6 separate regions of the Mus musculus genome follow, and all the other regions are linked to region 1. A link is a loop called in an ENCODE intact Hi-C map of the cell type or tissue named here. Cell type or tissue: left cerebral cortex. All regions are shown on one strand. Links, peaks and the distances in the headings refer to the core of each region. The heading gives the core; the rest is flanking DNA.

The links. Hi-C counts contacts between places; a loop is a spot of excess contacts. Peaks named below come from ENCODE experiments on the same cell type or tissue, not always from the same donor. Only the 100,000 strongest peaks of a DNase experiment are listed, where the experiment ranks them.
Region 2: it touches region 1 in a loop (4-fold over the local background); 35 of 42 quality-filtered maps call a loop at or near these places.
Region 3: a loop joins it to region 1, with 6 times the contacts of the local background. A loop is called at or near these places in 25 of 42 quality-filtered maps.
Region 4: a loop joins it to region 1, with 4 times the contacts of the local background. A loop is called at or near these places in 13 of 42 quality-filtered maps.
Region 5: a loop joins it to region 1, with 5 times the contacts of the local background. A loop is called at or near these places in 2 of 42 quality-filtered maps.
Region 6: it touches region 1 in a loop (2.2-fold over the local background); 2 of 42 quality-filtered maps call a loop at or near these places.

What each region holds. Positions count from the first base shown.
Region 1 is chr11:51,965,062-51,969,954 of GRCm38, reverse strand. Cdkn2aipnl (CDKN2A interacting protein N-terminal like) reads right to left here and starts at 2,324. Exons shown (of 3, transcript NM_029976.3): 1 at 1,998-2,324. The coding sequence starts at 2,236. In left cerebral cortex, for the core only: CTCF peaks have their summits at 2,188 and 2,387; a DNase peak (open chromatin) is centred at 2,346; H3K4me3 peaks cover 1,021 bases; H3K27ac peaks cover 552 bases.
Region 2 is chr11:51,818,699-51,823,591 of GRCm38, reverse strand. Jade2 (jade family PHD finger 2) reads left to right here. Exons shown (of 13, transcript NM_001357588.2): 11 at 2,396-2,513. Among named protein-coding and RNA genes, the nearest start is that of Gm30110, 34 kb to the left of the region's middle. In left cerebral cortex, for the core only: CTCF peaks have their summits at 2,536 (motif pointing left) and 3,447 (motif pointing left); DNase peaks (open chromatin) are centred at 974, 2,528 and 3,423.
Region 3 is chr11:51,853,898-51,858,790 of GRCm38, reverse strand. It overlaps Jade2 (jade family PHD finger 2), which reads left to right and starts at 1,123. Exons shown (of 13, transcript NM_001357588.2): 1 at 1,123-1,480; 2 at 3,824-3,911. The coding sequence starts at 1,353. Gm30110 (a long non-coding RNA gene) reads right to left here and starts at 3,345. Exons shown (of 2, transcript XR_388628.2): 1 at 3,068-3,345; 2 at 2,194-2,870. In left cerebral cortex, for the core only: CTCF peaks have their summits at 1,580, 2,197, 2,396 and 3,209; DNase peaks (open chromatin) are centred at 2,443, 2,724, 3,140, 3,736 and 5 more places; H3K4me3 peaks cover 3,293 bases; H3K27ac peaks cover 2,540 bases.
Region 4 is chr11:51,914,229-51,919,121 of GRCm38, reverse strand. No RefSeq gene overlaps it. Among named protein-coding and RNA genes, the nearest start is that of Gm39822, 19 kb to the right of the region's middle. In left cerebral cortex, for the core only: no CTCF peak of the experiment used is centred there; DNase peaks (open chromatin) are centred at 2,424 and 2,881; H3K4me3 peaks cover 1,212 bases; H3K27ac peaks cover 2,128 bases.
Region 5 is chr11:51,896,448-51,901,340 of GRCm38, reverse strand. Gm39822 (a long non-coding RNA gene) reads right to left here and starts at 4,029. Exons shown (of 3, transcript XR_879835.2): 1 at 3,630-4,029. In left cerebral cortex, for the core only: a CTCF peak has its summit at 2,560; DNase peaks (open chromatin) are centred at 2,477, 2,819 and 3,766; H3K4me3 peaks cover 356 bases; H3K27ac peaks cover 1,436 bases.
Region 6 is chr11:52,217,701-52,222,593 of GRCm38, reverse strand. No RefSeq gene overlaps it. Among named protein-coding and RNA genes, the nearest start is that of Olfr1371, 6.2 kb to the right of the region's middle. In left cerebral cortex, for the core only: a CTCF peak has its summit at 2,084 (motif pointing right); a DNase peak (open chromatin) is centred at 2,099.

The sequences.
Region 1 (4,893 bases), core at 481-4,480:
ATATATCAAGCTTTGTAAAGACTGATTTGATACTGCAGGGGAGACCATAGGTGCTTAGCATACAAGTTAACAAATAGTTCTTCCTGCCTGTGAGGACAAACTAGGCTTGAGAACAATGCCAATACAGCAGATGTTCCAAGAATTACAAAAACAGAGGCAAGAGACATGGCTCAGCAGCTAAGACAGCACCTGAGACTCTTATAAAGGACCTGGGTTCAGTTTCTACATGGCTGTTAATTTCAGGTCTCAGATATCTGACGCCCTCTTCTGGCCTTGGAGGATACTAGGTACATATTTGTACATAGTCATACACATAAAATAAAAATCTTTTTAAAAATTACAAAAACAGGAGTTTGGAGAGATAATTTAGCAGTTGAGAGCACTTGCTCTCAGAGGACCCAGTTTCAATTCCCAGCATCCACGTCAGGTGGCTCACAACCACCTGCACTTCCATCCCAGGGAATCCAAAGCTGTCTTCTGGCCTCCAACGGCATGAGGCACTCTTACAGTGCAGGCATGTAGACAAAATGCCCATAGGTATAAAATTTAAAATAGGTATAAACAAGCAAACAAAAAGTTAAATTAAAATTACAGAAACAGGAGCACCATATACCTGGTGGTACATATTCATGGATGAGATTTGAGGGCCTAAAAATTGGATTATTTTTAAAACACACAGAACGTTGGTCTCATGAAAATAACACCATTTATCCCTTTTGTTCAGTTCTCCGTCACGTGTCTGAGTTTGGATTCTGTAATCTCAGATTTTAAAGGGCACCGCAGGAAGGAGGATGGGCCTGTGTGTGTGATGGGTGTGTCTAGCTCAGCGTCCCCACATCCGGTTCTGACAAATCATCCCAACATCTGAAACCAAGCCGCTTCAGCACTGGTGATGAGGCTCGTGACTGAGTGCTTATTTTGGATGTGTAAGGGCCTGGGTTTCATCCCTAACACAAAACCCAAAAAGTAAACCAAGCAGTTTGGCCTGGAGGGGGTCCTGTGACCACTACAAAATCAGGTATGAGTGAGGGTCTCCTGTTCTAACACAACCTCACGAAACTCTAGAAGCCTGGAAGAGCCTGGCCATGCATGCCTCTCAGGACGTGGTTGCCTAGGTGGATCAAGTTCTAGGATTGCCTGGGCTACACAGTAAACTGGAGGCCAGTCTCAGTTATAAGGGAAGACTGCCTCAAAAATTAAAAATCACGGGCTGGAGAGATGGCTCAGCGGGTAAGAGCACCCGACTGTTCTTCCGAAGGTCCGGAGTTCAAATCCCAGCAACCACATGGTGGCTCACAACCATCCGTAACAAGATCTGACTCCCTCTTCTGGAGTGTCTGAAGACAGCTACAGTGTACTTACATATAATAAATAAATAAATCTTTAAAAAAAAATTAAAAATCACAAGGGAGTATAAAAACCTGGTGTCATTTCCAGGTGGAATATCTCAAGGCCAGGCTCTTGCCTTCCAGGTGTGATCACAAAGACTGGGGAGGGCGGGGAGTTAGGACAGCAACAAGATAGCATGGGTTACTTTCCTAAGAGGGAAGCCAAGAAGAGAAAGGGGAGAAAAGATTACATCCTGCCTTAGCGTGAAACCCACCAATGGTGAGATACATCACATCCTCTTGCTAGGTGTCTTCATCTAGAGGAAGAGTCTGCACTTTTGTCACGTGGGCGACAGGAGCTAATAGACTTCAAACACACTCTGGAAAGGAAGTCCTCTGGGCTAATAAACAGTAATAACAATGACCATTGCAATTCGGCCGCCTTGGAGCACACCTGCACTGCACGCCCTATCATTCAGCTGCTGTAGTCATCCCAACCACTCATTCACAAGAGAAAAGCGAGGCTCAGAGGAGAGATTTTTTTCCCGAGGGAATGCTAAGAGGGGATCAGTAGGAGGCTGGCGCCAGGTTCAGCGTGGAGCAGTGTATATGCCCAAGCTGAGGATCGACTGATGGGGACAAGGTCAGCCAGCTGTCGGGGGTCCGCACCTGCAACCCAGGAAGAGGTGGTTGGCCCAGACCATGGATAAGGACAGCAGCTGGTCCAGGCGGCCGCCGCCGTCGGGTGGGTCTCGGTAGTCAGGCAGGTGGCGCAGGATGAACTCCATGCGCGCTTTCCATTGCTTCTCGCTCTCCGAGTAGGAACGAAACTGCTCGGCGAAGTCGGCGGCCTGCCGCACGCCGGAAACTAGCTTCTCCACCGCGGCGCTGGCCTCGCCACCCACCATGGCTCCCGCTGCCGCAGCCGCTGCCGCCGCTAAGGATCGCACCAGCCCGCCGCTTTCCCGACACGCCCCGCGCCGCCGCCGCACGGCTAGAGCGACCACGGCTGAGGGCGAGTGCTCTGGAGGACTTATCTGGAGCGCCCTCGCGGGGCACGGAGGTCTAGTGCAACCCAGCGTGTGTGGCAACTGCTGGGGAGCTTGAGGCCCGCCAGCATAGAGCTGGCAGCTAGGTGCCCATTGGGACTCTGCAGTGCCCTTTTTGCCCTGGGTCGTTCACCGGGCATCTGTCTATCCTCAGCCACACCTGAGGTTTGCCCTAAGTTCTGTGGCTGTCCCTTGGGAGTGAGGTCCTCTCTTTTATGGATCCACTGTTATCTCAACATCTTCACTGAGGTTGTGTTCTCCTATCTTGCTGTATTCATCATCCAATCAGTACATACAAGGCATTTTGTTTCGTGCCCAGGATGCCCCACTCTAAAGGACTTTGTGAGGGACCCTCATGGTGGAAGGAGAGAACCAACTCCTGAAAACTGTCCTCTGACTTCTACATGCAAGTTGTGGTACTTTGATGTACACACACACACACACACCAAGCAAGTAAATAAATGTAAAAATATAAAATGTAAGCTTGAGTCAGAAGAAAGCCTAGAACTCAGGACCTCCAGATCTAGTGAAGGTCTTAAGTGGTGAGTGGGCTTCAAGGAAGTTCATTATATACTGTTTACTATTGCAGATCCTTCCCTCCCGCTCCCCCAGGGTCATACACGGCCAAGCTGGCCTACAACTGCTTGCTTGCTCCCTTCTGTGGCTTCTGTGGCAGTGTTAGGATCCCAGCAGGCAGAAATACAATCCAGTCCGCAAATGCCAGAGCAGTGAGGACCAGCACCAAGCTGGGTGCTCTCACCTCAGGAAGACACAGTGCTGACACTACGGCTTGGAACATCTGAACCAAACATGAGAATCCAAAGACAGAAACAGCTTTCCCCCAGCAGTCAGCAAGTTAACTGGATAACAGCGACCAGAGCTGAGTCCCAGGATACAGATGCCATACCCTGACTGATACTGCAGTGGCAGGTTCCCAAGTGAAACCTCAGATACCCAGAGTCAAGGTCCCTGGTAATTCTGATTCTAGCTTCAGCTGATCAGACTCTGAGGACATTTGATGTGCCAGGCACAGTGACAGACACCTTTTGTCCCAGCTACTCCATATGTCAAGGCAGGAGAATTATTTGAGCCTGGAAATTTGCTGCCATCCTTATCACCAGAGAAAGATGCTTGACTCTTAAAAACACTGCGGAGGCTTCAGTGAGCTACATCCTTGGTTCCTTGGTTGTGTACTGCAGTGGTTGGTCTAGAAATGAGAGCATGGGGGCTAGAGAGATGGCTCGGGAGTTAAGATAACTGGCTGCTCTTCCAGAGGATATGGGTTCAGTTCCCAGCACCCTCATTGTGGCTTACAGCCACCCACAACTACAGTTGCTTTGTTTGTTTTGTTGTTGTTGTTTTGTTGTTTTTTAATAACATAGGCCATAAGCCTATGCCTGAGCCTCTCCAGAGCTGGTATTTTAAGTGTGTTCCACCATGCTATTGGATTTTGATATAAATTTTAGCATCTCTTTGTTGACTTCTAGAGAAGCAGACTGTTGATATTTCATACGGGATCATGTTGACTACATAGATTCATTGGAGAATTAACATATCACTAGCGAATCTTCTAGTTTACAAACATGGCAACGACACATCTTTCCATCTAGTCTGGCTTTTTGTGCATGTGCTTTTGTTTTGTTGTTTTATTTACTTAGTTTTTGAGATGGTGTCCCTTTCTGTGGTCCAGAGAGTTCTTGAAGTCTCAACCTTCCTGCCTTAGCTTCCTAAATGCTGTGGTTACAGGTGTGCTGCTGCTGTATGTATGGGAAGTGGTACTTGCTTTTTAAAAGCAGGTTCTTAGGTAACCCAGGATGGTCTCAAACTCCTTTGGTAGCTTAGGCTAGCTTTGAAATACTGATCCTTGGACTTCCATTTAGGATTGCAGGCATGAGCCAGTATATCTGCTTTGTGGTTTGCTGTTTCTGTTTCTTTGCTTGCTTGCTTATTTTGGATGTGAGTGAGTGGTATTAGTAAACATTGGCAGAATGTGGAAGTCAGCCTCAGGAGTGAAGGGCTGCCAGTGGGCTAGGAAATCACAAATGGTGATGTACTTGACCCCACAGACACCAAAGATAAGCTGATTTTCAGCGACTATAACTTCAAATTCATCTGCATTAAATCTGATGAATCTCGGTTCTTTGAGATGTAGATCTTCTGGTGACCAGTGAACTTTAACCTGGCCTTTCCCAGACCCTCAGACACATATTCCTTATTTTGCATCTTGAAGCAGATAGACATGATGACCTGATTTGTGTGGGCCTGACCACTGTGTTCTGGGGGGTTCCCAGAGGCGGTGAGCGGGTTTAGAGGCCTGCAGCCTAGAGTGTGGATGGCTGAGCTCAGAGACAAGTATATCCATCAGAAACTCTATCTTGAAGGCCCTCGGGGCAATTCAAACAAGGTATAGGCTACACCTTCCAAGGAGGCTGCTGCTTGCACCCACTGCATCTGTGAGGAAAGAGTCCTGGTCTTTTGGCACAGAGGTAGTGTGATGGGTTGTATAGGCTCAGCCC
Region 2 (4,893 bases), core at 452-4,451, 150 kb after region 1:
ATTTCAGCCGCAGGCCTGGACCTTGGCAGGCAGCGTGGATGGGCACGGCCACCACAGCGTCCAGAGTTATTCACGGCTGACAGAAAGATTGCAGTAGTGGACATCAGCCTGCAGATGCCAGCTCATGTCCCCTAGCAACCGCTGACTATTAGGCCCTGCAGGACATGATTGTGGTTCTTGCTGGAAGAGTTTATTTCAGTGACTGAATGGACCTTGTGTGAGACCCAAGAGGGTGGCCGGAGCTCTCGGTCATCGGAGATGAGTATGTGGTAGCCTCACCCCTGCGTCCCTCCAAGGATGGAGAGGAACCATGGGAAACAGACCCTTTCCTTTTCTGATCTCGCTGTTTGCCTTGGGGTCCCTGGCCAAAATCCTTAACAGCACTTGGCTGGTGACACAGTCACTCTGTCCACCCAGTCAGTCAGCACTCCATTCTCCAGGTCTTTGTCTTCATTCAGTCATAATCAAGCATGGGCCCACCCCAACCCGAGATGACTTCATCTTAGCTACTTTTATCTTCTGAGACCTTATGTCCCATTCTGAGGTTCCCAGCAGGAAATCTTGCGGATTTCCACCCATGTAGAGGCCATCGAGGCCCTGGAAGGTGTAAGTTTGCCAGGAAGTGGTCTGATTTGCATTTCAAGAGCATTGCTGAGGGATTGTTTTACTGTCCCTGTGAAAGGATGGGGGATGGGGAAGGGTGGAACCAGGCTGTGAAGAGAGCTGGTATCTGCCACAAGGAGAGACTGGTGCAAATGTACTGATAGGTCAGTTGTGGGTGTGGACCAAGAGAACAGGTAGTGGGGATGAGTCCAGTTTTCAGCCATAAGTCTTCTACAACTCCCCTTTGCCCGGAGGGTGCACCCCCAGGGCCTGCTTACACCCCCCCCCACCCCTGCTGGTTTTGCCTCTCCTTTCTTTTTCCAGTACACTGTCACCACCTCCTGCTGGGCTAGGGTGTCCCGGTTTAGGCCATCTGCTCCAGGGAGTTCTTCCTGCCTTGCTGGGTGGCAGGCAATAGGAAGAAAGAGATGCTGGCCCCTATACAAATTTATTCCAGAATGGAGGAAGGCACAGAGCCAGGCTAAAGTGCAGGAGGAGAGGGGTGTGAAGAAGAGGTTGATTGGAAAGTGGGTCATGGTAAGAGGTGCACAGGCTGCTACCAGTGGTTCAAACCCAGGGCTGTCCCTGGAGGAAGAGGCTGGACATGGGAATTGATAAAGCTGGAGTCAGCAATGAGTGAACCCTGACGGCCTGGTGTTGCCAGTGCAGGTGAGGAGTACACACACACACACACACGCATGGAATGTCACAGCAGAGTACATGTCACACGGGATGTCATGGCAGAGTCCATATTGAATCCCTCCTGTGATGCTGTCCGCCGCACTGGACCTCCTAGGATCTCCTTCTCAAGTAGTCTCAGAAGGGAAAGGAAGGTCACACCTGATAAAGATCTGCTCATACTACCTCGAGCTAGGAAGGCCGGAGTCATAGGAAGGAGAGGCAGAGGTTCAACTCAGAAATCTGCCTGCCTCTGCCTGCCAAGTGCTGGGATTAAAGGCGTGCGCCACCACACCTGGCTGGAAGGAGAAGCTCTTAATTAAAGGTAACTCAGGCAGCTAAGTAAGACCTGAAGACCACCTGGCAACTGTGTAAAGGGAGGCCTGAGTGGGAATAGGATCCAGGCTGAGCAGCTATGGTCAGTAACTGTCCCTGTTTCTGGAAAACTCCACATGAGCCCAAAGGTGATACCAGATGGAGGGAGCGTCTCCAGGGCTGAAGCCTGGAAGTATGTGAGAGAGCAGTCCTTAGGGGATAGAGGAACCCTGAACAGGCAGTGACAGGTCCACTTCATATCCTGCCAGCCAACCTGAAGAATGTGTGCCCGTCCTCTGGGCTAAGCCAGATGACTTCAAAGCCTACTGTAGGGACTCTAACCAGCTGGCCCAAGGGAGTCAGGGGCTGCTGTCCTTTATAAAGTCAGGCATCATGTTGCTGTGGATATGGGAGCATTGGCCCAGGGGGCAAGGCCCTGGCTCAGGTCCCGGGATAGCAGGTAGACTTGGAAAAGCTATTTTGCCAGATTGTGTTCATTTGAAAGTACAGTGATACCTGTGCCTTGGGACATGCCTGCGTTTTGCCATGATGGTTGTATCTGCTGCAGAGTTGCTTTGCTGGGAAAGGCGGGTGTTAGGCAGGAAGAGAGGGTTGCCAGCTCGAGACCAGATACTCCCTGCATGCTCAGGGTTTCGGGGTGAATTCTCAATTGTCTTAAGGCAGAGGGGAGGCAGCAGCAGTGGCTGGTGTTCAAAACACTGCTTTTTTTCCCAGCGGCGAGGCCCCTTGAGATGGCCAGCAGTAGGTGAGGTGAGAAATCTCTCCTGTGTCCCTTCAGGTAAGGAACCTGTGCTACATGGTGACAAGACGGGAGAGAACGAAACACACCATCTGTAAACTTCAGGAGCAGATATTCCATCTACAGATGAAACTTATTGAGCAAGACCTTTGCAGAGGTAGGCACGGCGCCCCCTGCTGGGAAGATGTGTCTATGCGGCCTGGAAGGGCCTGGGACCAGAACCCTTCAGTCAGGTTCCTTCTCACGGACATAACAGATCCACGTGGGAACCAGTGAAGGCCGTGGTTGTGCTGATAGGCGAGAAAACAGAGTTTGGACTGTGGCTTTCAAGCCTCTACCCTCAGGGGCATCACTGGGATAGCCCAGTTCCATCCACAGTGGCTTAGCTTGCACAAGGACAGGTGCAGACCACAGTCTTCCTGACTCTGCTGGGCTCAAGACAGGTCAGAGCTGGCCAGCTCCCCTGAACCCTGGTAAGCGTAGGGTTCAGTCTTCAGGAAGGCAGCTGTGTGGAGATGTGGCTGTGTCGCCCTCTCTGTGGTGTCATGTGATGAAACTCAGGCTCTGATCAGATGTGTCTTCTATCCTTTAGGTATAACATGCATTTAGCAGATCGAGAAACCAGGAGCAAAGGTGTTGACATTGGCTTAATTGGATAGTTATGGAGTCTGGACATGTGAAGGGAAGATAAGCTTAACACGCACCCCCCCACACAGGAACATTATTTACACTCAGACGTTGAACATACACAGCAGAAGGCAGCTAGGTAGAGAGAGCTTTGGAGATATGCCTGCCGCTACCGACTCAGCTTGTGGGTCATTCTGGGACGTGAGAAGAGGAGGGAGTGCTGCTGCGAGTCTTCAGAGGGAATGGTTGCCCCTTTTCTGCCCGTAGCTGAGTTGCTCCATTTACCCTTTGGGATCGCCAGCATTCATCAAAGCCAAGTGTGGCAGTACATACCTGTAGAGGAGGGGGTCTGGAGGTTCAGGGATTTAGTACTGGCTGCTCCTCCAGTGGCTATGGCTTCAATTGCTGGCACCCATGTGGTAGCTCACAACTGTCTATACCTCCAGTTCCAGGGCATCCAGCGCCCTCTTGTGGCCTCTGAGGAACTGGGAATGTAGCTTACTTTATAGGGCATGAAGCCTCCCTGGGTTTGATCCCCAGCACTGGCTAAAACCAGATGGTGCAAACACACATCTAATTCTAACCCTTGGGAGGTAGAGGCAGGAAGATCAAGAATTCCAGGTTATGCACTGCTACTTAGAGAGTTCGAGACCATCCTGGACTATGTAAGAACCACTTTCTTACACATAGTTAGTTTACATAGGTGTTGTCTGCATATTTGTACATGTGATACATGTGTCCCTGGTGTCTGCCTATGAAGGTCAGATCCCCTGGGACTGGAGTTACAGATGGTCACGTGCCACCGTGCAGGTGCTGGGAGTCAAACCCAGCGTAATCAAAGGGGACAAAAAGAGAGAAGAAAATGACTGTTGCTAATGACAGAGGTCAGCGTAGGTCACGGCCCCATGGAACTGACAGTCATGAAGCCTACCCAAGTCCAGAAGAGAGGAAAGTGGGGTCCCAGGCTGTGCAGTCAATCATGGCACACGGGGTGGAAGCGATGAGGGGAACTCTACTGTACTTAGAGACCACACACAAGTGTCAGTGTTCAAGGAGGCTGAGGGCAGCACGGTAGGAATAGCACCTTCTGTCATGGTCTCCTATACACCAGAGGGTCTGCACCCTAACCTAGAGTCTGAGGACCCTTCAAGCTCCTTGTGAGTAGGAACCATTGTTAAGAGCATTGCATTGCCAATGCCTAAAGTTGATGCACATGGAGGAGAGAGGGGCTTAAGGAGGCTGTAGGGTAACCAGGGTGAGACATGGAGGGCTGTAACCAAGGTGAGACAGACATGTAAGGCTGTAACCAGGGTGAGACAAACATGTAAGGCTGTAACCAGGGTGACACATGGACGGTCTAGGGGCCTTGTAATACTAGGTGTGGGGTCTGAGTTACAGGCCGGGAGACTGAGGTCTAATTAGAGGCTCTGGGGACTGAGAAGAGCTCAGAACACAGAGCTCTGCCTTCTTTTGACATTATTCCCAGAAGCCTTCCTGCCTCCCTGCCCCTGCTGAGCAGCCGGGGACTCATCTTTTGCAGACCAAAGGGCAAAGGACCACATACAGAACCCGCACCTCCTGTCTTGTGCTTGGCTGCACAAACAGGACTGGAGGCTGAGGCAAGGAGCTTGGCTGTGGTGTCAGGCCCAGAGTCTAAGCCTCTTATGTCCACATCACGATTCTCTGCCCTATGTCCAGCTCCTTACCCTAGCATTTGGTCCATATAGCATCCAGTCACCTTTTCCACTCAGTAGAACTCTCCAGGGTCTGTGGGGTTTGTAGTCCAGTTCGTAGTGCACTTTGAAGTCTAGGTCCCACAAGGACTTATTATGCCTTCCTCTATCCTTCATAGAGCTGTGGGCTGCCCCCGCTGCCCCGGTTTCTGCCACACTGACTCTGACCTTGGTACC
Region 3 (4,893 bases), core at 596-4,595, 110 kb after region 1:
TTGCGGCTATAAGATGCACGAGGCAGAAGGAAGGGGGTACCCCGGGGCAAACTCCTCCTGAGGCTAGGACATGTTGCCACCCTGCTAGCCACCCACCCATCACAGTGCGCCTCACCCCCCCTCCGGAAATGCAGGGCAGCACCAGGCGCCAGGAGGCACCCGCGAGGGGGAGGGGGCAACAAGCCCAAGAAGGGACCCCCTCCCCTTAAGGACAGCCCCTCTCTTCCGGAGGTCGCCCACAATTTCAACTTTCCCTGCCTAGGATGCTAGTTTGCATTTGGTGTGGGTGGGGGAGGAGGACCGCGCCCCCTCCCCCAGCCCCTTGCGCGCCCCTCCCCTGCACTCCTGCCAGCACTTTCTGCTCACTTCTGGCGCTGCAAAAAACGCCACGCGATTTATTCGATTTCGATTTTAAAACCAGTGATTCCGAAACCGGGCGGAGGGCGAGGGTCTTCCAGCACCAGAGTCCCTGGGGGTGGGGCGGGCGAGCTGGGTACTCCGTGCAAGCCTCGTTTCCTCCGCGAGTGTCGCCTCCAAGCTGTTATTTGCAAAGAAACGTCTTTTTGACGCAGGGAGAAATGGCAAATTTTAAGTACGTCATTAATATGGCGCCAAAAGATTTTTTTAAGTATAAGCTTGCTTTTTTTTTTTTTTAAAGGTTGTGGGGGGCTCCGCCTGGGTCTGGGGCGCGAAGGGGGCGGGGTGTGAGCAGAAAGTGTGAGTGAGCGAGTGGAGGGGCGGGGTATGTGTGTGAGTGTGTGAAGTGTGAGCCGACCTGATGGGACTTGCACGGGCTCAGCCGGCGCTCGGGCCCGGCCCTGGGGACAGGGCGGGTTGGGGGCGCCCCGGAGTCCACGAGGAGTCCGGGCCCGCGTGCAGGCGGGCGGGTGACCGTGTAGGGCACCCCCCCGGGGGGGCCGCAACGCTACCTGGGACTGTCGCCGGAGCCAAACAACTGGGAAGGGGGGGGGGAACACGACAGGGGGGTGCCGGGAGCGGAGATCCGAGTGAATTAGAAAAAAGTGGCTACTCCCCCTCCCTCTCTTCTTGCCCGCCCCCACCCCACCCCACCCCCACCCCAACACATTTTTTCCCCCTCTAAAGAGATCACAAGGAAGTCTTGGTTTAAAAAGAAACAGAAACATACACAGGGGGTTGGTGAATGGTGCCGACCGCGGCCATCGCAGTTGGAGGCTATTTTTTTGGGGGGTGAGTAGCGTCCATGGAGTTACTTTGCGCCCACTCCTAGTGGCACCAGCTCTGAGCTGGAGGGCTGACCATCTTCCCAGCAGGGGTGCGGGGCTTGGGGGGCGCCGCGGCCCGGTCGCCTCCCTCGCCACGACCCCGGATGGATGCGCGCCCCCCGCCCTCCCGCGCCGGCCCCAGGAGCTCCTGGCTTCGGGAGCATCCTTCCCGCGCCGGCCCCCGCCGCCGCGCGTAGCCGAGGGCAGCGCCCCTCGGGAGGGCACCGCGGAGCAAGGTAAGAGCCAGCCCCCAGCGGATGGGCCCTGCGCATCTCCACGGCATTATTTTGTGGGCTTTTTTTTTTTTTCAACAGATCTGCCAGTGCTCCTCGCTCCCTCTCTCTTGCTCGCTCGCTCCCTCTCTCGCTGGCTGCCTGTTCTAGGAAGCCAGCGCGGGGGGTGGGGGGGGGGGACGCACAGCACTGGGGAGAGAGATTGCGCATGTTGGTCAGCCGTGTTTTAAAGAGTACAGTGCGGGGAGGCTGAGAGGGGCGCATGCAACAACTTTTGGAAGGGTGAGCCTGGCGACCTTCTTTATTAATGACTGCGGCAAAGCGCCCCTGGGCCGGCGAGGGGGCGCGGGCGGGTGGGGGCGCTGGGGCTGCAACTTGCCTCGCGGGCTCCGGCCGGCCCGAGGGGCTGCGGCGCTACCGGGGTGCGGGGTGGGGAGGCTGAGTGGCGGGCACCGGGGCACGGGAAACCTGGAGCTATCTGCCCTTCTGTCTCCCGAGTTTCATTTTGTTGATACGCAGCACGTCCGGGTGCCGAACCGGGCTGAGCCGATGCACATGACCCCGCACTGGGCTCACGTGCAGCCGGTCCAGTCCTAGACACCTTCCGGGGGCCACCGCCTCCGCCCTGCGCCCCCTTTCCAGGCTGGGTGCACGAGGGAGCTGCACGCGGGGGCAGCATGCTCGGTTCTTGGGTTCAGAGGCATTGCACAAATTAGTTTTTTTTTTTTTTCTTCTTAAGGGGCGGGGGACAACGTTCCCAGGTGAGTGCTGGGTGCGCAGTCCAGGCAGCCAGGGTGCATACTGGGGTAGTGGACAGCAGCTCTCCGGTGCTGCGCGGGAGTCCGGTGGGGGAGAGGCACCGCGAGAGTGGAAATGTACCGGCGACGGCCGGAGCGGCGGGTGCGCGCTCGCGGGGCGACGGCAGGGGGCGTGGCCCTTGTTTACCTTCTCCCAACTCTGCTGGTTCGCGTCCCGCTTCAGGGACGACTCTGCAGCTCCCCCCTCTTCCCTCCGCCCTTACTAAAACTCTGGGTGGTACCTAAGAGCAGCAGACAAGTGGAGGGCCCTGCCTGGGACACACGCACCTGACCCCAAAATGAGTGACATTGCAGCCCCCGCCCCCACCAAACATTGCTGCAGTCCTTCTGCCGGATCCCCGGCCCCGCCCCGCCCCCGGCAGTGGCATCTTCCCGGCTCACCTCCTTCCTCCCTCTCCCTCCCTCCTTCCCACCCACTTGCCTGCGCCTGCGGAGCGGCTCTCGCTCGCCCACTCCCCGCCTGGGTGCAGACTTGTGGCTCCCCATGGTCCCTTCCCGCCCATCCCTGGGCTCTGAGACATCCCCTTCTCCGAGCAAGGGGTGATCCTGGGTCAGCTTGGAGACTCGTAGCTTTTCTGCCGGAGGGTGAGGACATCTGCAAAACCGGCTTGGAGGCTTTCCTCTACCTTCCAGAGAGGCCCAGCCAGCTCAGCCCGGTCCCTCTTCTGCACACCTCTGCCCCGCTCAGTACCCCCGCCCCCACCCCGGGCTCAGTTGCCCTTCCCCGAGTCCCCTAGACCCCTCCCCCGCCCCGGGCGTCAAGCCCACCCACCTCCTGGCACCGCCCCCGGCCCGAACCGCCTCTTGCCCTTCCTACGCCTGGGCCGGAGCCCCCCGCAGCCACCTCCGGCTCCTCCTCCCGGCTCCCGCGGTCGGAATCACGCCGGCGCGCCTCCAGCCTGCGTGCCCGTCGCCCGCCGCCAAGGGCAGGCTGGAGGCGCGCAACCCTCTTCTAATCCACTTAGCCGCTGCAGCCGGCCTGTGCACTTTTTAAAAAAAAAAAAAAAAACAGCTTGGCCTCAGGCCTCCTGCTGGGTGGGGGGCGGGGGAAGGGGGCCGGGTGTCTTTATGCCCGAGGGTACATTGCACTGGTTATCCCGGGTCTCTGCAGATTTCCAAACTTCACCCTTGCCCCTAGCACCCCCCCCCCCACCTCATCTGCAGGATTCCGAGGTACAAAGTTTTACCCAGAGGCAGTTTGCAAGAGGTCAATGGGAGGGATTATGGTTGTTCTCAGAGATGTGGCTTAGGGAGGGGCGGGGCCCCCCATTTAGAAATGAAGAGTTCTGAGCCCGGAAGAAGGTTAGGATGCTCCCTTAACATTTATATTTGCAAACAGACCGGAGCTTGGGAGCTGGGTTCTCCTCCCAGAGTGGCACTGTCTCTCCTGTCACTGGTAAAATTCCCAGTAGGACATTTGGCAGAAGATCCTGGCAGAGGTTTGCCAACCGAGCCTGGCCCTGTTTCCTGGGTTCCCAGGGTGCTGACTTCTTTTTCCCCTCGCCTGATTTCTTTTTCCCCCCCTTAGGGCCCCAGGCGAACACACCAGCCCTCCAGGCCCTCCGGTCCCATCTTCCTTGGGCGGGTTAGGACTCGCAGAGCAATCTACTAAGCAGGCAAGGAAAATAAGAGAATGAACTGTAAAGGGGGGAAGGAATGAGTAATAAAACTGACCTAGTCAAGAATAAGCTTTTATGTTTAGGCTATGTTATTTGCTTTTTAGGTCGCAGGCTGCAAAAGCAGGCTTTGATCCGAAGTGGGCGAATAATTTATTGAGAAAGTTTGCATGGTGTGTGTGTGGGGGGGGGGGTCGTGTTTGATCTGAAGCCCTCTCCTCGGTTGTTCCAAGAGCTGTTGGCTGCTATTTTGAGTGGGAAAGCATTTGGTTCCACAGTAAATGCCTTTTAGAGGGGAGTCCTCACCCTACGCAGCAGGACTTAACAGTGAATGTTGGCTTTGAAACTGTTTGGCCAAGGGTCTCCCCAACACTCTTGGAGATGAAGTGTTTAAGGACAGAGTTGTTTGGGCTCTGGATACAGCAAATGTTTCCAGAGTGCTTTCCCATCCAGCGTGCTTTTCCCCTAAATTGCCTGGGTAAATGGCCGGTGACTCCTATCCAAGAGGCTGTCAAAGATCTAAGCTGCTAGGTTCTCATTGGTACTCTGTATGTGGGGGTCCCCGGGTCCCTATTGTACTTTATTATCTCAGTGTAAGCCTTAGACACTGACTCCCCTAGGTTTGGGGCTGCAGGCAGGATATTCCCGTTATTTATAACCAGTGTTTCTATTAGACTTAGAAGGTGGTTGGTTGCCTCAGTGCCCCCGCCAAATGCTTCACTGTATATGTACAGCAGGCTGTCTGCAGGTCTCTCGGATGGGTGTTTGGGTTGCATGAGAGGTTGCCAGAATAGAGTTGGGGGTGGGGGTAACTTTGACGTGTCATGTCCCCCATGCAGTGGGACACTTAGACACTTAAATGGCAGGTCTTAGCTCAAAGCTTCGGCACCTCCTGGAAGTTGGTTCTGGAGCTTTAGGCAGCCCTCTAAGCTTCCGCTCAGAAATCTCATTGGAATTTAGAAAACTTCATCTGTGCCGTAAG
Region 4 (4,893 bases), core at 390-4,389, 51 kb after region 1:
AGACTTCTACCATTTGGAGCCTCCATCCCAGCACTTACAGATGCTGGTCTCTCTGTACAAGGTCCAGCGCCAGCCTGTTGGGTAGAGTTGCTCTGGCCTATGACGTCAGCTGAAATTGGAGGGAAGGATGATGCCCTGAGACCTTCCTCACAATGAACCTGGTCATCTTACCCTAGCCTGCAAGACAACTGTCGGTGTGTGTGTGTGTGTGTGTGTGTGTGTGTGTGTGTGTGTGTGTGTGTGAGTGTAGCCTGGAGGTTAAACCGTGATCTGCATAGAACAGGCCTACAGAGACACCCATTGGAAAGCCCCAGGGCCATGCCTGGCACAAGGAAGTTGGATTTAGCATCATCTGTCTTTAGGACACAGGTTTCCTGAGCCATTCCCAGTACAGGAAACCCATCCCATGGACTCCCTGCTCAAATTCCCTGCTCTCTTCTCTCCTCTTCCTGGTCTTGGGGACTGACTTCTTCCAGAATCAACTGAGAAGAAGACAGTTTGCCTACAAAGCTGGGCCAGCTGGAGGGCACCCACCCTCATATGCTTGGTCAGAAGAGTCACTCAGTGCTACAACCATCAGCCTTTCCTGGAAGGATGTCTGGTATTGGAATTCTCTCATTTTGCAGAGGCCCTGGGAGATTAAAGTGATTTTTGCCTAAGGTCATGATTTTCTGAGAGGTCCTTTTATCTTAGACAGGGCCAGGTCAAACCGTCTCCACCACAGAGTAGGGTCCCATCTCACCATTTCCTTTTCCCTCCCCTCCTCAGAGTTTCCCATGACTCAGAGCCTCTCAGATCTGCAAATACGGGTCACTGAGACCAAGGGACACACTGAGGCAGGGATGCATGGCAGAGATGAGGAGTGGCTCTCTTTCCGCCTATCCTGTGGGTCTCTAGACATTAAGATCACAGGGCTTAGCAGAAAGGGGTCAAAGGGGATGGAAGTGGGAGAGTCTGGGAAAGTTTCCATCTCTGCAGCTGTCAGAACCAGCCTTCACTTTCAAGCAGACACTGCTTGGCTGATAGCACAGGGGGCTGGGCCTGAGAGGGCATCTCCTCTCTGCCCTCTGAGTCACTTCTTCCCTGGGACACTGTTCATCCCATTGGTGCCTTTTGTGTGGTTTGTTGTTTGTTTTGTTTTAAAACAGGGTCTTACTGTGTAGCTTCAGTTGGCCTGGAGTTCTCTATGTAGACCAGGCTGGCCTTGAACTCACAAAGATCTGCCTGCCTCAGCCTCCAAGTGCTAGAATTAAAGGTGTGTGCCACCATGCCCTGCTACTCCACTGGATTTTGCTTTTTGAACATTTGGAAATTAGTCTCTCTCTCTCTCTCTCTCTGTCTCTCTCTGTGTCTCTGTGTGTGTGTGTGTGTGTGTGTCTTTCTCTGTGTCTCTCTCTCTTGTCTCTCTGTGTGTCTTTCTCTTTCTCTGTCTCTTTCTCTGACCCTCTCTCTCTCCCCCCTCACTATGTAGACCAGGCTAGCCTAATACTCACCTGCTTCTACCTACAGAGCGCTGGGATGAAAGGTCTAGACTAACACTACCTTTCTGTGGCACTGCCCTAGTCTTGACCCCGCCCCTGTAAGAGCTAAGGGTCTGGGCCTATTGCTGAACAAGAAGATCTTAGGTCTCAAAGATTAATCTGTAAACATAGAGAAGGCTATGAGGAAACTCAAGAATGGGGCACTTCTGACACCAAGGCAGGCTGTCAGCAAATGGACTAGAGAAAGCACTCCTGCAGCTTTGATTTTTTTTTTTAGAGAGAGAGAGAGAGAGAGAGAGAGAGAGAGAGAGAGAGAGAAAGAGAGAGAGAGGGAGTTTCTCAATGTTGCTCTGATTATCCTGGGACTTGCCCTGTAGACCAGACTGGCCTAAAACTCAGAGATCAACCTGCCTCTGCTTCCCGAAAGCTGGAATAAAAGGCGAGCGCCACCACCCTGGTCAAAAATAACACATTTTTAAACAGAGTTAGCCCCTAGGCCCCGGGCATCTCCAGGTTCCTGTTTTAGGAAGATAACATTGGGGGTCACCCCCTATCACCTAGCATAGTGTCACTTGGGACAAAGATGTTTTGCTTCGAAACTACAGTCCAGCCACTCAGTAGTTTGGACTCTCTGTGCCTCAGTTTCCTTATCTCTAAAGGAAGGTAAGTTATCACAGAGAGTTCTCCGCAAGTACCAGCCTTTTGTCAGTAACTTCACACAGAAGGAAGAAAACCCTTGGGAATTGCTGTTCGTTTGAGAAGCTGGGCGTGGTGGGCTGGCCTTCCCGGAGCAGAGGGGGCGGGGCGTCCAGACAACCTCCCATCCCCACCCCCACCCCCCCAACCCGGTGCTCTCCGACGCAGAGCTTCCTTGCTGCTGGCGGGAGCTGAGTCACCATGTAGGCTCGCCTGGTATCCTCGTCACTGGACTTCGTAGACCTGAAAGTCCCGAATCTACCCTCCAGGCTAATCCACTTTGCTCTAGGTGCCTCCAGGAATTCTGGAAATGCTCCGAGGGGCCCACGGGTTTGGGGTGTGGAGGAAGCAGAAAGCCTCATTCTCCTCTGTCTAGAGAGAATTCCAGGAAGCCCTTGGGAATCTCCCTGGCACCGCTGGGCACCGAGCCTATCTCTGCACCTCTTATCTCAGCTTCCCTCGGGGGCAAGCTCTGTCTCTACCGAACCCCCTTGAAATGCACCTGCCTCAGAGTTGGAAGTGCTGCTCCAGGCTTAGAGAAGGACGCCAGAAGAAAGGATGCTAGGAACAGATGAATATCAGAGCCTTCATGGGGAGGCCGGCGGCTAGGGCTCCCACTGGCCCCGCCTGTCCTCTCCCAGCCCCCAGGACTCCAGGGGAAGTGGTGGATGGGGGAGGGGAACCAGGCTGACAGATTCTGTAAACAGAGCCGGTTTGGGCCTCAGCCAAGGACTGGGTGTCCTGGCCCAGCCTGGGTGTGAGGCCCATCCGTGGCTCTCCAGGACACCCCGCCCTGCCCAGCTGCCCGGGGGTGCCAGGCCCACAGCCAGCTCCAGCCAGGATGTGTCTGAGTTTTGGGAAATAGCCAGTTCCCTTCTGGGGAATGGGATTGAGCACCGCGGGAGGTGAGATGGGAGGGGCTTCTCCATAAGAAACGTCATTCATCTGTCATTTACAGAGTAAAAAGTTCAGGGATCCAGGCAGCTTAGGTTCTTCGTTTTTCCCAGACGCCAGTGCTGGGTTGTCGCCACACCCCCGTCCCCACCTTCAGTCTCCTGTTTCTTTCCTCTGTTCGAGGTAGAGTCCTAGCTAGAGAAGCTGACCAATGGGTCACCAGTTCTGAGAGAGCTCTTCAAGAAGCGGTCCCACTCCCTGTAGGTTCTTGCCAAATGTGGTCTGCGGTGCCCATGACCTCAGAGAGGCAACTCAGATGGGAGAGGAAGCCCTGGAGAGGGATGTTGGGGGAAAGGAAAGCTTTTGGGGTGACTCAAGCTACAGTGTGAGAAGGGGGGAGTCCCTGGTGGTTATTTAAAGATCTCAGTACCCCCAGCAGGTGGAGGCCGCAGTGGGCAGGACAACTTATATCCTCAAATGAGGACAGGAGTGTCTGTCCACCACCCACCCACGCCCACCCTACCCTCAGGGGGAGGAGAAGGGAGGGTGACCAAAGTCTCCAGGGGTAACCCCAGGACTTTACAGTGAGGATGACTGCTAGGGGATTCTACAGATAAATGATCTATAGCTGGGGATGTACCTCAGTTGTTAGGACACTTAAGGCAGGAGAACCTGGGTTCAATTCCAGCAGTGCATAAAATGGGCACAGTGACTCAAGCCAGCAATCTCAACATCTGGGAGGCAGAGGCTCAGGGTCAGAAGTTCAAACCTATTACTGAGCTATATCCTACTATGTGGGGAGTTTGAGGCCAGCACTAGCTATTGATTCTGTCTCAAAAACAAAACTAGTCAGAGAATGATATGGGAGGCAGGGGCAAATAAATCTCTGTGAGTTCAAGGACAGCCTGGACTACATAGAGGGTTTCAGTCCAGCCAGGGAAACCCAGTGAGAGTATCTTAAAATAAATAAATGAATAAAATTAAAACAAAACTAATGACCCACACCAACAGGCCATTTACTACTGACTTTCTCAGAGTCTTTAACCTCTTTGTCCTCTAGGAGAGAATTGAATGTAGAAGACCCTTTTTCGAGTTTGTTTTTGTTACCTTAAGACAACCTGCACTTTTGTGGGAAAAGGGATTCTCAATTGAGGAATAGCCTCCATCAGAATGGCCTATGGACATGCCTGTGGAGCATTTTCATGATTACTAATTAATGTGGAAGGGCCCAGCCCACTGTGGGCGGTGTCATCCCTATGCAGGTGGGCCTATGTTTTATATAAGAAAAGTAGCTGAGCGAGCCAGGTGGGAAGCAACTACTAAGCAGCAGACCTCGATGATCTCTGCTTCTGTTGCTTTCTCCAAGTTCCTATCTTGGTTTTCTTTGATGGTGGACTGTAAAATGTAAGATGAAATAATCTCTTTGCTGGACAAGTTGTTTTGGGTTGATATTTTGTCACAGCCTCAGAAAAGCACAAAATAGCCTCCTCTCTCCATCCCACCCCCAATCCCCAATCCCTTAGAACTTGTTTGAGTCCCGATTTGTAAACGTGCCTTACTTGCTGGCTCTGGCCCAGATGGAATGAGTGAGTCTATACTCACAGGCACTGAGAAAGCCAGACTCAACGGCTACCTCCTCCAAGGTGTGTCAGCCTGGGCAAAGCCGGGACAAAGAATAGAATGCTAAGAATGAGACTGGTAGGTGATAGGATGGCTGTGATTCCAGCACATGGGAAGCAGAGGCAGGAGGATCAGGAGTCGAAGGGCAGCTTTGGCTACCTAGTGAATTTGAGGTCAACGTGGGCTACACGAGACCCTTAAA
Region 5 (4,893 bases), core at 279-4,278, 68 kb after region 1:
GTAAATTTTTATTTATATGTGTGAGTGTTTTGCCAGCTGCAGGTATGTGCACCATGTGCATGCAGGGTGCTCACAGAAGCCAGAAGAGGGCACCAGGTAGGTCCCCTGGAGCTGGAGTTGCAAGCTGGCATTGTGAGCCACTGGGTATGAATGCTGGGAATTCAATATTGGTCCTCTGAAAGAGCAAGCGCTCTGGATGCTGGGACATCTCTCCAGCTTTTGGTTTTGATTTTGAGCAGACTCTCATATAATCCAGGCTGACCTCACACTTGCTAGGCTGTTAAGGATGTCCTTGAATTCCTGATGATCCTGCCTCGACCTCCTGAGTACTGGGATTACAGCTGTGCACCACGCCCTATTTTACTTAGTGATGAGAATCCAGCCCAAGGCTTATGTGTGCAGGTCAAGGGTTCTACCAGCTGAGCTGCATCTCCAGCTGAACGCTAGCTTTTAAATCCACCTGCACCAGGTTTTGAAAACCTAGATTTATTTAATCATTTAACCCATTGTGTCCCTCAGACCCAAACTGCACTCTTTAATCTCTATATTTTGATGGCAAACTTTTACTATATGCAGATAAACAAATGTGGTACTGTGTGTACAAGTCTACTTCTGGATATTTCTCTCTCACTGTGGTATTTGTGGTCTAGTATTAGGATCAGCTCTGTGAAGCACTGAATGGTAGGACTCTGGGTTCATTCCATCTCCCCAAATAAATAAATTCTCTATCTGGAGGAGCCAGAGCCACATCTGCTTTTAGCAAGATCTGTTTCAGATCCCACACCACCTTCAACCGGCATGAAGTGCCAGTCCCGTACCTCTGTTCCTCTAGCTTTGTCCTGGTTCTATGAATACTTACCTGGGACTCAAACACCTGCCCTTTATCAGCCCAGGGACTCCCTGTCCTTCTCAGACTGCATTTCCCATCGCCCCTTTTCTCGTGGCTCTCTGAATCTCAGGTGAACCCCACTCCCATATTCTCAGCCCTATTTCTGATGGTCATCGTCATTTTCTGCTCTGACAGGAAACGGCTCTCTGGAATAATCCATGTGCCCCTCAGATCTAGGCATGGGAAAGTTCAATTACGAGTTCTCCCACCCCCCCCCCCTCCACACACACAGAGGTGCCAGTATGTTGTGAAATTTGTGCCTTTGTCTTTTTTTTTTTAATTTGAAAATAGTCTCTATAAAATCCAAGCTTGCCCGAGAGCCTCCTGCCTCAGCGTCCCCAGAGCTGCGATGACAGCAGATGCCACCAAGTCCAGCTCGCTGTGTTTTCTTACATTACTTCCTGTTTATCCTCCTTCTTAGAGACCAGTAACAGGCCAGCGAGAAGGATCAGCTGATAAAAGCATTTGCTGATATGACAACACATGTTTAGTCCCGGAGGTCATGTGAAAAGCCCGATGACATTGGGGCGCGCACAGCCCGTCTGTATCCCAGCATTCCACGGTGAGATGAGAGGCGGAAACCGGAAATTCCTCAGTCTCTAACCAAGCCCACCAGCTTCATGTTAGCAATGGGAACAAGACAGACTGTGCCTCAAACACAAGGTGAAGGTGAGAATAGCATCTTCAGAAAATTGTCCTGTGACCTCCCTACCTACACATGAGCACCTGCACTCATACACATACACAATTAATTTAAAAAAAAATAGCGATGGCAGGGGCAGGGGCTATAAAACAGCTCGTTGGTAAAATGGTAAAGAGGTTTGATCCCCCTGCCTCTGACTGCTGAGTGCTAGGATGAAAGACATGTACCCCCATACCTTTAATTTTTGATTCCAGCATTCAAGTACACAAACAGCTCGATCCCTGCCACCCCCCCCCACCCCCCACCCTTGGTCTCCTTTTCACTCTTTACAACAGCTCAGCCTCCCTTCCTATAGCCAGGCTCCCAAGGAATGGTTATGTGTGTGTCATTGTGAGCCTTCCACCTCTCAACTTCAGACACTGCCCTGCCATTCTCTGCCGCCTACCCTCCTCTGGTTCCCCAACTCAACACTTCACCCTGAAATCCACTGATTTGAGCAAACATCTGTGACTCTCATCTGCCCAGTGTCCCACTCCGATCCTGTCCCAGCCTGGAGGCTGTGTCCTAACATTACCTATCTATCGATCCTGCTATAGTGCTGTCATCTGGCAAAGGCACAGCCCTAATCAATGCAGTCCTCTATGCCCACACGGGTCCCACAGGCAACCAGAACTGAAGACAAGCCTTCACTCACTGACCAGCCTCCACTCACTATTTTGTGGAGCTAGAGGACTCCAAACCTCGGCATGCTCGCTCCTCCATGCCCTTGAGCTGCAGGCTCAGCCCCCAGTCCCACTCCAAGGACCACGACTGCCCGGCCGCTGTGCTCCATCCCTCAAGTCTATTCACACCCGCTCTCCTAGACGACTGCTTCACACCTCCTCCTCCACCTCACTCTCAGCTGACAACCTCTTCCGATTTTGCTAAGAAAATAGAAGCCCTTGGCACAGACGTTGTGCTGGCTCTGCGGCTCCCCACCCACCGGCATCTGTGCCCATCCGCTCTGCCTTTCCTCCCACTGAGGCGGCACCCACCCTTGTCCCCCAGCAGGGAGGCCTGTTTCTTCTTTCTTTCTTTCTTTCTTTCTTTCTTTCTTTCTTTCTTTCTTTCTTTCTTTCTTTCTTTCTTCTGCTGTGTTCAGGCACGATCTTACGCAGCTCAGGCTAGCCTTGAAACTGCTATGAAGCCAAGGTTAACCATGAACTCCTGAGTTTCCTCCTTACCTCTACCTTCTGGGATTGCAGGCATGTGCCACTCCACCCGGCTGTGCACCAGATGCCAACCCCACCTGCCTCTCCAGGGCTCCATGCCAACCAGCGCTCACCCTCTCCTAACCACGCTCCCCTGTCTCTCTGATCGTTTCCGTCAGCACGCAGAAAGCCTCTGATTTTCCTTTCTGAAGGGAAAAGTTCCTCTGACCTTATGCTCTCAGTTACCTTCCTTCTTTCCTCTCCCCTCTGTGACAAGACTTCTGGGAGGAGGAGATCCTTTGCGCCTCCTTCAAGCCCTTCTCCCTTCCTGTCTCATATTTATTCCCATAGACCCCCATCCCCACCCCTCACTAGTCCAAATATGCCATCAAAGGGATCTCTCTCCATATCCTTAAGTTCCACAGTCAGTCACTGGACTTCACCTTCCCTCTGTCTCTTTAACATACTAGAGTTCATCTTGGGTCAGCAAGGTGGCTCACTGGATAAAGGGGCTTGCGGCCAAGCCTGATGGTCTCAGTTCAATCCCTGGAACCCGTGTAGTGGATGGAGAGACCCGGCTCCACAAGCTGTTCTCTGACCTCCATATGTATACACCCACCTACTCACACACAGACACACACAAACAAGTAAATAAGTAGGTTTTAAAAAGAAAAGATTTCACCTTCAACTCTGTCGTGGATGGGAGACTAACCCAAGAAGATCTTGAGTTAGACCTGCCCTAATAGTGACTTCCATGCCTGCTTGTACTACAGAATGAGATTCTGTATCAAAAATAAAGATAAAGGGGGAGGGGCCTATCTCCCACCTCGGCATCAACTAGTGCTCCGTCCTTGCCCACCCCTGTTCCTCTCCAAGGCAAAGTCTTGGAGACCTTGTCTCTACCTACTGTGCCCACCGTGATCACCTCCTCCAGCATCCTGGCTTTAAGCATCATTTGGCAGAGAGTAACTTCCAAATATATATCCCAGGCCAAACCCTTTTCTGAATTCCGCTCCTATTGTCTCCTCAGGCTGACTCACAGCCCCTAACAATCAGGCTCCGCTTGCCAATTCTCCCAGTCCGTAGCTGGCCCACTTTCCTACAGACGTTCCGGTTTTGACTCTCAGGCTCTCTGTTCTGCATCCGGAGTGCAGCGGTGGCTCACCCAACATGGCCGCCAGTGGACCCTCTCCACCCTGGGCTGGCCCAGTAACGCTCAGTGTGACATATTCCAGGATTAGGGGGCTGCGGTGGCTACCCCTCCCACCCCACAGACCTCACAGGTGTTTGGCTATTGACACTTGAATGCCCACCTCGCCTCTGTCTCCCCACCCCCCTTGATGTGGGGTTGTAATGACATTCCAAAAGAGTGCCGCTGAAGACATTGCTATCCATCTGTGGCTTTCATAGCATGCTGAAATGAACTTTCCTCTGGGTTTTATTGTTTTTAGAACCCATGCAAGTCCTGGTAGGGACCTCTGTAAAAGGTGTCTTGGCTCCTGACCTGCCTGGCTTTCATTTGTTTATTTGACTTGTTTGCTTGTTTTATGTTTTTAATTTTTAATAAATTTACTTATTTAGAGTATTTATTTTTGAGACAGGGCTTCATTATTTAGCTCTGGTTGGCCTAGAACTCTTTGTATAGACCAGGCTGTCCTGCAACTCATAGAAATCCACCTGCCTTTGACACCTGAGTGCTGGAATTAAAGGCATGTGCCAACATAAGCAGTATTTTTTTTTTTAAACAAGGACTCGAGTATCCCAGGCTAGACCTGGATTTCATATATAGCCAAGGATAACCCTGATTTCCTGATCTTCCTGCCTCTACCTCCCAAGTGTTGAGACTACAGGCATGTGCCACTACCCCCATTTTATGTAGTGCTGGGGATGAACCCAGAGCTGTGTGCACACTACACAAACATTCTGCTATCTGAAGCACATCCCCAGATCCACATCCTGGCTTTCAAGGTGGGTTAGGGCTCCCTGGCCCAGGAGTCAGGAATGGGCGGTGTCTGTCCCTTAAGACCACTCCTGAGTGGGCTTCTCAGCAGCCAGTGGTAACACAGGGTGGCTCCCCCCTCCCACCACTACTCACAGCTACAATTTACAGACCAAGAATTAAAGCCTGGAACACCACCCTGCGGTCTCCCAGAGGGGGAGGGTGGAGCCTG
Region 6 (4,893 bases), core at 370-4,369, 250 kb before region 1:
CTATCCAGGTGCTGGTTTGATCTTGAACGCTGTGCTGCTTCAGAAGGACCACGGCAGGCCAAACAGTTCCATGGGAGGTATATTGGGAGAGAGAGGGGCGGCAGAAAGAGAAGGGGGAGAGAGAGAGAGAGAGAGAGAGAGAGAGAGAGAGAGAGGAGAGAGAGAGAGAGAGAGAGAGAGAGAGAGAGAGAGAGAGAGAGAGAGAGGAGAGAGAGAGAGAGGAGAGAGAGAAATCAGGGGGGCCTTTCTTTCTTTTTTTTTCTTTTTGTTTTTTTTTTTTTGTTGTTGTTGTTGTTGTTGTTTTGTTTTGTTTTTTTGAGACAGGGTTTCTCTGTATAGCCCTGGCTGTCCTGGAACTCACTCTGTAGACCAGGCTGGTCTCTAACTCAGAAATCCCCCTGCCTCTGCCTCCCGGGTGCTGGAATTAAAGGCATTTTCCACACACCCGGCAGGGGGCCCTTTCTTTATATATGGATGATGATGTAATCACAGGGAAAGATGGGAGGTGAGAGCCAGGCGTGGTGGCGCATGCCTTTTAATCCCAGCATTTGGGAGGCAGAGGCAGGCGAATTTCTGAGTTCGAGGCCAGCCTGGTCTATAGAGTGAGTTCCAGGACAGCCAGGGCTACACAGAGAAACCCTGTCTGGGGAGAAAAAAAAAAGGTGGGAGATGAGCCAAGTGGATTCTAGGAATATGGTGGTTGTTGCCTTGGCAACAGGTCTGCAGGGAGGGGGGAGGGGGAAGGGGGAGGGGAAGGGAGAGGGAGAGGGAGAGGGAGAAATTTTTTTTTTTAAGACAAAGTTTCTTGGGACTGGAGAGATGACTCAGTGGTTAAGAGCACCAAAGGTCCTGAGTTCAAATCCCAGCAACCATATGGTGGCTCAGTGGTTAAGAGCACCAAAGGTCCTAAGTTCAAATCTCAGCAACCACATAATGGCTTACAACCATCCATAACAAGATCTGATGCCCTCTTCTGGAGTGTCTTCTGGAGTGTCTACCGTGTACTTACATGTAATACATAAATCTTAAAAAAAAAAGTTTCTCTCTGTAGCTCTAGCTGTTCTGGAACTCACTCTGTAGACCAGACTGGCCTCAACTCACAAAGATCCAGCTGTCTCTGCCTGGAAAGTGCTGGGATTAGAGGTGTGTACCACCACTGCCCGGCAGAGAGAGAAAATTTTTAAAAAATAAATGTTAAAAATGTTAATATATGATTTGTTTTATATCTATGTGTATGTACCTAAATGTATGCATGTGCACCATATTCATGCAAATGCTCTCCGAGGCCAGAAGGGGTGCTGGGTCCCCTGGAACCAGAGCTATGGGTGTTTGTGGCCATGGTTGTGAACTCCTGATATAGGTGCTGGAAGCAGAACCCAGATCCTCCAGAAGTGCTCTGAATAGTGTCTGTCACCTTGGAGCTTCTGTGGCTGCCCAGTCACCCTGTGCCAAAGCTGGAGGAGCATAGAGAGGGAAGTTTCTGGAAGGAGGGCTTAGTGCCCAGAGTCTAGCCTTGGCCCTTGACCTTGGACAAAGCTCCAGAAAGGTCCATCCTTGCCTCTACTTGGGCCATCTTCTGTAGAGCCTTCTGATGGGTGACATTCCTCACCTCAGGATGCTTCATCAGAAGCTCAAGGCAAGAGTGGTGTCCACATCTAAGTGACAGAGGAGAAAGTTGGTGGACACACATCTATAGCCATACCACCAGAGGCCCAGGTTGTGGGCCTCCCTACAAGTTAGGAGCTGATAAATGGTATTGTGTAAACTAGTGTGCCAGGCAGGAGCTCAATTCTGTAACACTGGGCAAGATGGCAAAGCTGTAGCTGGCCACATTAACTGTGCCAGATTACACATCAGAAAAGTGAGGAGACAGACTTTGAACCTGGCTATGGCTATCTCACCACAGGAAGCCAAAGCTCATCAGAAGAGAATGCCCTTTACTTTACTCTACTCCACCCCAGAATGGAGAACCTACTGGAACAGATGGGTACCCCCAAGGGCTCACAGAAGGCAGAGACAGGGCATTGTAATTGAACAGCTTTATCCTAGCTAATGCCCCCAAACCATCACCACTCAGTAGTCTGCCCAGCAGATGGTGCCAGAGGGCCACTTGTCTGTCACAGAGCACACCAAGCCCTCCTCCCCCACCCCCACCTTCCATCTCCTTTGCTTCTCCTATCTAGAATTCAATGGGGTCCTGTTCAGAAGCCTGTTCTGACCCGGTCTGACCAGCAGAGGCCTCGAACCAGTACAGCTTGGTCCAATCCTCCAGCGAGCACGGGGCCAGTGCTCCTCTGTGAAATGAGTTCACATTGGGTTGGGCAGCAGGGGTTGGAGGGCTTTCTTAGGAGGCTTGAGCTAGGTGATAAGGAGGAAGATGGCTTTAGAAGTCTCCTTGCCCGACCTCTGTGGAGGCGGAGAGAGGGGCATCAAGCATCGCTGCGTGAAAGGCAAACACAATCCCAGGAACTTGAGCATGAGAGAAGGATCTGGTTTTCTTTTTATTCATTATTTACTTTTTGAGCTGGGGTGAGGCTCAGCTTGTGGTAGAAGTCGTTAGGCAAATGTAGGGATCGATTCTTGCTTTCCATGCCATGGATTCAGGGCACCAAACTCACGTCATTGTCATCTGGCTTGGCAGCAAGCTCCTTTAACGACTGAGCCCTCTCATTGGCCCCAGGAACTCATTTTGAGATGCTGGTCAAGGGAGGCACATCAAGTGGGCAGTTGGGTTACGTAGCTCAGAAGCTCACAGTAGAAGTTGGTCTGAGGCTACGTGGTGGGGTTCTCTGGCCATCTCTTCACAGGTTCACAGAGAAGAGTCTGTGGTAGCAGCACGCCGGCTCAGAGGTTACGAGTACAGGCTGTTAGCCAGGCGATGGTGGTGCAGACTTTTTAATCCCAGCCCAGAGGCAGAGGCAGGTGGATCTCTGTGAGCTGGAGGCCAGCCTGGTCTACAGAGCTAGTTCCACGACAGCCAGGGCTACACAGAGAAAACTCTGTCAAAAAAAGAAAGAAAGAAAGGAAGGAAGGAAGGAAGGAAGGAAGGAAGGAAGGAAGGAAGGAAGGAAGAAAGGAAGGAAGGAAGGAAGGAAGGAAGGAAGGAAGGCAGGCAGGCAGGCAGGCAGGCAGGAAGAAAGGAAGGAAGGAAGGAAGGAAGGAAGGAAGGAAGGAAGGAAGAAAGGAAGGAAGGAAGGAAGGAAGGAAGGAAGAAAGGAAGGAAGGAAGGAAGGAAGGAAGGAAGGAAGAAAGAAAGAAAGAAAGAAAGAAAGAAAGAAAGAAAGAAAGAAAGAAAGAAAGAAAGAAAGAAGAAAAAAGGAAGGGGAAAAGGAAAATAAAACATCAACCTTTAGAGAACATTTTTTTTTTTACACTATTCTATTTTCATGTTTTATGAACAATCCCTTTATGGGTCTTGGTTTTTCCTCTCATTTCTTAGTAAATACGTTTTTCAAATTTTTTACTGTTTAAAATAAATGTGTTTATGATTGGTCCTCTACCTTTACATTACTATATTCTTCTAAAAGGACAATATATGTATCTTAAATATGGGACTAGAGAGACAGCTCAATGGTTAAAGAGTGCTTGCTGCTCTTCCAAAGGCCCAGAGTTCAGTTCTCAGCTCACAGTCAGCTTTAACTCCAGAGTGGGATCCAGTACTCTCTTCTGGTCTCTGTGGACATCCATGTGCACAAAGACACACAGACACAAACATAAATAAGCATAAAGAAATAATAAAATAATATAAGTATTTTAGTAGTATCTTGCACTATCAACTTTTTCATTTTGTATTGTCATTCAAAATACTCATAGAATATATTTTAATTAATGTATTTATTTATTTATTTACTTACTTTACATCTCATAAGGGAAATTGGTCTGAAATTCTCTTTCTTTGTTGGATCTTTGTGTGGTTTAGGTATCAGAATAATTGTGGCTTCATAGAATGAGCTGGGTAGAGTACCTAGTGTTTCTATTTTGTGAAATAGTTTGAGGAGAATTGAAATTAGGTCTTATTTGAAGGTCTGACAGAACTCTGCACTAAATCCATCTGGTCCTGAGCTTTTTTTTTTTTTGGTTGGGAGACGATTAATGACCGCTTCTATTTCTTCAGGGGAAATGGGACTGTTTAGATCATTAATCTGATCCTGATTTAACTTTGCTACCTGGTATCTGTCTAGAAAATTGTCCATTTTCATTTCATCCAGGTTTTCCAGTTATGTTGAGTATAGGCTTTTGTAGTAGAATCTGATTATGTTTTGGATTTCCTCAGGTTCTGTTGTTATGTCTCCTTTTTCATTTCTGATTTTGTTAATTAGGGTACTGTCCCTGTGCCCTCTAGTTAGTCTGGCTAATAGTTTATCTATCTTGTTGATTTTCTCAAAGAACCAGCTCCTGGTTTGGTTGATTCTTTGTATAGTTCTTTTTGTTTCCACTTGGTTGATTTCAGTCCTGAGTTTGATTATTTCCTGCTGTCTACTCTCTTGGGTGAATTTTCTTCCTTTTGTTCTAGAGCTTTTAGGTGTGCTGTCAAGCTGCTAGTGTACGCCTCTCTAGTTTCTTTATGGCGTCATTCAGAGCTATGAGTTTTCCTCTTAGGAATGCTTTCATTGTGCCCCATATATGTCTGGGTATGTTGTGGCTTCATTTGCATTAAACTCTAAAAACTCTTAGATCTCTTTTTTTTTTATTTCTTCCTTGACCAAGTTATCATTGAGTAGAGTGTTGTTCAGCTTCCACGTGAATGTTGGCTTTCTATTATTTATGTTGTGTTATTGAAGATCAGCTTTAGTCTGTGGTGATCTGATAGGATACATGGGATAATTTCAATATTTTTGTATCGGTTGAGGCCTGTTTTGTGGCCAATTACTTACTTTACATCTCAACCACAGT